2 separate regions of the Homo sapiens genome follow, and region 1 is linked to region 2. The links are chromatin contacts, found by Hi-C or POLR2A ChIA-PET in ENCODE. All regions are on one chromosome and are shown on one strand. The core of a region is the stretch at or near the end of the contact, and the rest is flanking DNA. Distances in the headings are between cores, read along the strand shown. Region 1 overlaps IFNAR2-IL10RB (IFNAR2-IL10RB readthrough). Region 2 holds the start of LINC01690 (long intergenic non-protein coding RNA 1690).

Evidence for each region. A loop is a pair of places that touch in the nucleus more often than their neighbours do. ChIA-PET counts read pairs that join two places held with the same protein, here RNA polymerase II (POLR2A).
Region 1: a map of Caco-2 shows a loop between it and region 2 (5-fold over the local background). The contact joins the enhancer-like site here to the promoter of LINC01690 in region 2. A Hi-C loop is called at or near these places in 1 of 168 maps with a recorded cell type or tissue (Caco-2). POLR2A ChIA-PET finds 5 or more read pairs at or near these places in 1 of 52 experiments (naive thymus-derived CD4-positive, alpha-beta T cell).

The regions. Positions count from the first base shown.
Region 1 is chr21:33,267,735-33,270,871 of GRCh38, reverse strand. IFNAR2-IL10RB (IFNAR2-IL10RB readthrough) reads right to left here. Exons shown (of 13, transcript NM_001414505.1): 8 at 2,355-2,478. IL10RB (interleukin 10 receptor subunit beta) reads right to left here. Exons shown (of 7, transcript NM_000628.5): 2 at 2,355-2,478. Among named protein-coding and RNA genes, the nearest start is that of IL10RB, 2.9 kb to the right of the region's middle. RefSeq lists enhancers at 1,930-1,979, 1,990-2,139. Within about 2 kb of position 1,576, at least 13 of the 41 ENCODE cell types and tissues checked have a DNase peak (open chromatin) inside an H3K27ac peak, as active enhancers do.
Region 2 is chr21:32,957,065-32,960,207 of GRCh38, reverse strand. LINC01690 (long intergenic non-protein coding RNA 1690) reads right to left here and starts at 1,320. Exons shown (of 2, transcript NR_135522.1): 1 at 1,119-1,320; 2 at 1-15.

The sequences.
Region 1 (3,137 bases), core at 327-2,826, 310 kb before region 2:
GAAACCCCATCTCTGCTAGAAGTACAAAAATCAGTTGGGCACGGTGGCATGTGCTTGTAGTCCCAGCTACTCAGGAGGCTGAGGCAGGAGAATCGCTTGAACCCAGGAGGTGGAGGCTGCAGTGAGCAGAGGTCGTACCACTGCACTCCAGCCTTGGTGACAGAGTGAGACCCTGTCTCAAAGAAAAAAAAAAAAAAAGGCTGGGCGCGGTGGCTCACGCCTGTAATCCCAGCACTTTGGGAAGCCAAGGCGGGTGGATCACGAGGTCAGGAGATCAAGACCATCCTGGGTAACACGGTGAAACAGTGTCTCTACTAAAAAAAATTAGCCGGGCGTGGTGGCGGGCGCCTGTAGTCCCAGCTACTCGGGAGGCTGAGGCAGGAGAATGGCGTGAACCCGGGAGGCGGAGGTTGCAGTGAGATGAGATCGCGCTACTGCACTCCAGCCTGGGCAACAGAGCGAGACTCCGTCTCAAAAAAAAAAAAAAGAAAAACAAACAAACAAACCCAAAAGCACAGCACAGAACAAGAAAAACTACAGGGAGACAGACAGACAGAGAAGAAATTTAATTTTCCACAGTAAAATCTCCGTGGCTATTCAGACTGAGTAGAGACAGCACAGAAAGCAAATGATAAAGCCAATCAGTACTAGAAAATGCACATCAGGAAAAAAATTAATTATAGAGTATGCCCTCCTTCAATCCTTGGGACAGCTGACAGTACTGGACTATGGACTGTAAATTAGATACAAGTATTTTATGAATGTAAAAGTTCCTGAGCTTCTCACTGTACTATGTGATGTAAGAGATTATCCTTGTTCTTGTGAAATACACAGTGAAATATTACAGCACAAAGGGCATGAGAGAGAGAGAGGAAGGGAGAGAATGTGACCAACATTAAAAATTGGTGAACCTGGGCCGGGCGTGGTGGCTCACGCCTGTAATCCCAGCACTTCGGGAAGCCGAGGTGGGTGGATCATGAGGTCAGGAGATAGTGACCATCCTGGCTAACACGGTGAAACCCCGTCTCTACTAAAAATACAAAAAATTAGCTGGGCATGGTGGTGGGAGCCTGTACTCCCATCTACTCGGGAGGCTGAGGCAGGAGAATGGCGTGAACCCGAGAGGCAGAGGTTGCAGTGAGCCGAGATCGCGCCACTGCACTCCAGCCTGGGTGACAGAGCGAGACTCCGTCTCATAAAAAAAAAAAAAAAAAAAAAAATTGGTGAATCTGATTGTAGGCTATTTGGAAATTCTTTGTATTCTACTTAAAATTTTGAAATGTTCTGTTAGTCTGGAATTATTTTGAACTAAAAGTTAAAAAACAAAAGCCAGCAATGCACAGACGAGGACTATCTTATTCACCTTTCTACTTCTTCTCTGATGTAGCAGGCCTTGGGGATTTTTGTGAAATGACAGCTGGATCTGGGAAGAAATTTCCTCCTGCCTCACTGAAGGACTTGTCTATCTTCGTATGTTTCTGAGTCACACAGAAAGCAGGTGTGTTGGCTTGTCAGCCTTGGGCCTCCTGCTGCTGTTTGCGCCTGGCCTAAAGGTGTGTCACCTGCAGTCCAGCATGTGGCGTATGGTGGCAGGCTGCCAAGGGAGTGCTGGCACTGACTTCCTTCACCAGGCGTAGGGAAACACTGACAGGCAGGAGAGGTAGAGGGCGTTCAGATCACCACTGAGATGACCGTCTAGGGTGACACTCACTCTTCCTTCACAGCCCCTGCTGTTGTCCGAGAATGGGGTTTTTAACAGTCAGTAGCTGTCTTACTTTTAATTTCAGGATGGAACCACGGAGAAACTGAGCACTCATTATGCAAATTATGTGCATCGCGCATGGCACTGGGGCATGATGTTATAATCCATTGGAGGGGAACAGGTGATATATGGTAGCAAGGGGCTTCCTGACCGCTTTGCATATCTCAGTTTCTTGGGTAGCATCCACTCAACATTGCTGACTTCCAGCAATACTACTCATACCTAGAGATGACAGCAGTGGTATTTTTCTTTTAAAATATATCAACTGTGACAAACAAGCTGGGATGGGCACAGCATGAGGTTACCACTATGGCTGATTATATCTACATACGCATGATAAAATGTCTGTATCTGCCAGCAGCCCTGTGATTAACAGTCAAATCGTCAACCATCACAACTAGAAAACCTAAAAGAGAAAAGGTGGCCACGAGAATTTCCCAGACAGCAAAAGGCTGGCAGGGAGGCTCCCTGAGGGTTGTCACAGTCACACGGTGACCGTAGTCAGACTCCCTTCCTCCTGTGGCCCAACCCAGTGACCAGCCCAGGGCTGGCTCCTCCGGTGCGTTCCTGCCAATAGTGAGGCCAGACCCACCTTAGGTACTGAGCTGTGAAAGTCAGGTTCCCTTTGGCAAAAGCAGGTGACTCCCACTGTAGAATGTTCTTGAAATTAACAGAATTCATTCTGACATTTTCGGGAGGTGGTACCATTCCCAATGCTATGAAAATAAGACAAAAACATTTACAACTTTTCTCCTCAAAACAGATGCCCATGAAAAAGCCCACATCCAGCACTTGGTTCTCCTCTATGGCTCCATGTCTTCAAAGGCCACGTGGGTGAGGGAGGGAGAGACAGGTTGGCTGTGCTGAGGAGTCTAGATTTTCTTTGAACAGCCGTGAGGAGAAATTTCTGGAGGGGCAGGAGTAAAATGGGGACAGACAAAGGAGCCTTGGATTTGTCTGGTGGCAGAAAGCTATGAGGGGGTAGGGTGGGCACATGGATTTCAGATATATTTCCAGACGTAAAAACAAACTGGAGACTTCCTGATACATTTGATGCATAAAAGCTGAGGTCAATGTCCATTTTGGGCTTAAGCAGCTGGTGCCCCGATTGGAGCTCAGCTGGGGAACTCACGAGTCCCATTTGAGCTGCATTAGGTTGGAGATGCTGGAGAGAGGCTGAAGTAGGAATGTCAGGGAGACAGCCAGATGAATGAGCCCAGAGGTCACACCAAGAAGAGATGTGGGCTAGAGACAGAAATTATTTTCAAACCTTTTAATAGAAAATTCGAAACCTGGCCAGGCATGGTGGCTCGCGCCTGTAATCCCAGCTCTTTGGGAGGCTGAGGAAGGTGAATCACCTGAGGTCAGGAGTTCG
Region 2 (3,143 bases), core at 71-2,570:
AGAGGCGGAACAATTCTATAACAAAAATATTTTACACCACAAATTAAGTAAGTGGCTTGGGGAGTCTCTGAGTCCCAGTTAATATTGGGATAAAAGAATACCATTTGGATTTCCTCAGCTTAGATCAGAAAATAGAGGGAAGGTGGGAGGAACCCCTCCCCTCCCACCGCCACCAGAGAAGGAAAAGAACAGGATGATTTAGGGTCATTGTTGTCTCTCTCTCCTCCCATTCCTTCTTCTGGTGAAATAAGAGGCTTAGATGAGCTGGCATCTAGGTTGTCTTGCAGCCTAAGGATTCTATGCCCACTGGTAGGACAGTTGGCTGGTCTGGGTGGTTCCTGACTCGCATCTCAGCCTTTGGACACATGGAAATCCACTCTCTGAAGTACCAGAAGACAGGAGGCTGCTAGAAAACAGCCTGTCTTTTCCGAAACAGGCCAGATAATAATGCATCTTGTAGAGCCGTAGGAAAAACATCTTATGTCCTGGCAGTGCTTTCAGTGCCTCTAAACTCACCCTGCACTCTCTGCATTTCCTCATGTACAAATACATGTCAGAAAAGTTCTTTTAGAAACATTACTCTTAGGCAATCTCCTTTCCTCACTCTGCACACACCTAACAGACAATATTAACAAGTGCTGCTGAAGACACTCCATGCTATAAAATTCAGTTATGATAATAATAGCAAGGCTGGGCACAGTGGCTCAAACCTGTAATCCCAACACTTTGGGAGGCTGAGGTGGGAGGAATGCTTGAGCCCAGGAGTTTGAGACCAGCTTGGGCAACATAGTGAGACCTTGTCTCTACCAAAAAATAAAAAATTAGCTGGGTATGCTGGTGCATGCCTGTGGTCCCAGCTACTCCAGAAGCTGAGGTGGGAGGATCACTTGAGCCAAGGAGTTCGAAGCTGCAGTGAGCCATTATTGCACCACCGCACTCCAGCCTGGGTGACAGAGTGAGACTCTGTCTCACTTAAGAGTGTGCCCACCTTTATCCTAAGTGATGTGAGCTAAGCTGCTCCATGCCCCAGTCTTTCTGGGATAAACTCAGATTTCACTTTAAAAAAGAGACAGAATGGCTTTTTGGTGAGTAACGCACCAATTTGCTGAGGAACTCACCTCTATTACAGACTTTTGTATCCGAACAGTGAGATTTCCATAAAGATAAAAGACTGGCTTTTCTTTTTCCACCCCCACAATGCCACAGGAAAGGAGCTCTTAAAGCCTAATGTGAAATTATCCAGGGAATCACCTTTCCTGCAGGAAGGAAGACTGAACACTCAACCTTGTTTCTAGCTGTTTCCTGCCTGGTAGAAATTTACTGCAGTAGAATGACTTTGGTGGAACTTAACACTGCCTGAGTATTTTACACCAAACACCTGTTACATCACAAATGCCTTCTACTCAACACCACCCGTGTCACATGCTCCTTACAAAGGCGGTGCCTGATGAGGGATTTGCTGAAGGGCCAATGACAAGAAGTCCTCACTGCCTTGCCTTTCTCTCTCTGTCTGACCATTCTGCCTCTTGTATGGGAGCGAGCGCAGGAATAAGAAGGAGAAATCAAGTTCCATTAGTTAACAACTCTGATAAAAGAGCAAGGAATAAAGGATAATAATGACACATGACTTGCTAGTGTTCTGTGGCTTTAAATTACCCAGGTCTCTCCTGGTTTCAGAGGCAAGTGAGTCAGAGCTGCCTGTGTGGTTGGACAGGTTGTTCACTGCACAAGGGCCCTGGACCAAGGCGGTGAGCAGGGACGCAAATCCAGCCTGCACCTTGCTTACCAAGACTGGTGCCCTGCACAGAGCTGAGTCCTCTTAGTTCACACAAAGCCATTATATAGGCTAGCAATGGCTGGCCCCCATTAAACCCTAGTTCACAATTCAGCTTTATGGATTAGCATTTGGGGTAGGAAATGCTAAAACTTAAAGAAAGAAAAGAAAAACTGTACAAAGGTATGTACAAAATCTGTACAAAAGAAAAACTGTACAAATGGGGAGGAGGGACTTTCGCTGAAGTCACCAGATGAAGTTGAGATTTGACGTGATGGAGTTTTTATTGGTTGCAACCAGTTTGATGGTTCACTTCAATAAGGGCACATCGAATAGAGCTCAGAAATCTTAACACTGGAGTGGGCTATCTTCCAAATGTTTTCTGAGTGGAGTGGCAGAGTTTGTTTTGTCCTCCTGGAACTCATTTTCCAAGAAAATTTTCAAAGTCTGAGGGGACTTGTCATCCAAGTGGATTTTTCCCCATCACCTTTTTCCTGCCATTCAAACATCGCTCCCCACCAATTGTGGGCATGGCAAGCTGTTCCTTCCACGGGGTTAATGGCCCATGGTGATGTTCTGGAGATGGCAGTTTGTAATATAAAGAGGCTGAATTGTTTGTTTAACAGTGAAGTGACAAATTATTTAATTAGCACATATGCCATTTGTCTCCGCAGCTGTGATCATCGGTACTAATTGCAAAGCAGTCTTAATTTATTGTAGATATATTGCTCCATGATGCTAATGTGATCATTACAAGCGGCCATTATGCCCCTGGCCCATGTTTGAAAATGAAAGCAATTCCGCCACATGGGGAAAACCACACTTCTAGTCCCGGCCAATATATGCAGCCACGACTGTCTTCCAGTGAAGGGAATATTCAAAAGAGCAGTGCTCCTTTGACATCTTCTCTTTAGGGCTTGGACCCGGTTGGTGCAGAACACCACCTCCTTTTAAAGCCGGTGCCTGATCCCACCTCCCCACCTGGAGGATAAATGACAGCACAGACCCTGGCTCTGGCTGCCAATGCGATTTGTCCTGGTCACTTGCCTGCTACTCACAAAGGGAAACCTTTTCTTTCTCTCTGCCTTTAACCAGATATGCTTCACAGGCCTACAAATGGGGAACTCAAGGCAAGGTGCCCACCTCAAGACAAATCCTGGAGGCCAACTAGGTGTTACCAGCTTCTTAGCAAGCACTGTACTCAAAGGTAGCAATCCAATATCCCCGGGAGTAGGAGCACTTGATTAGAAAGGATGTGGCTTTCTCCCCACATCTTCCATTAAACACTATATTTGCCTCTAGTAAAAGCAAGAGGTGCTGAACTGGGGAGTTTTATTTCAATTTATTGTTATCTTTTTGGAGACAGGTC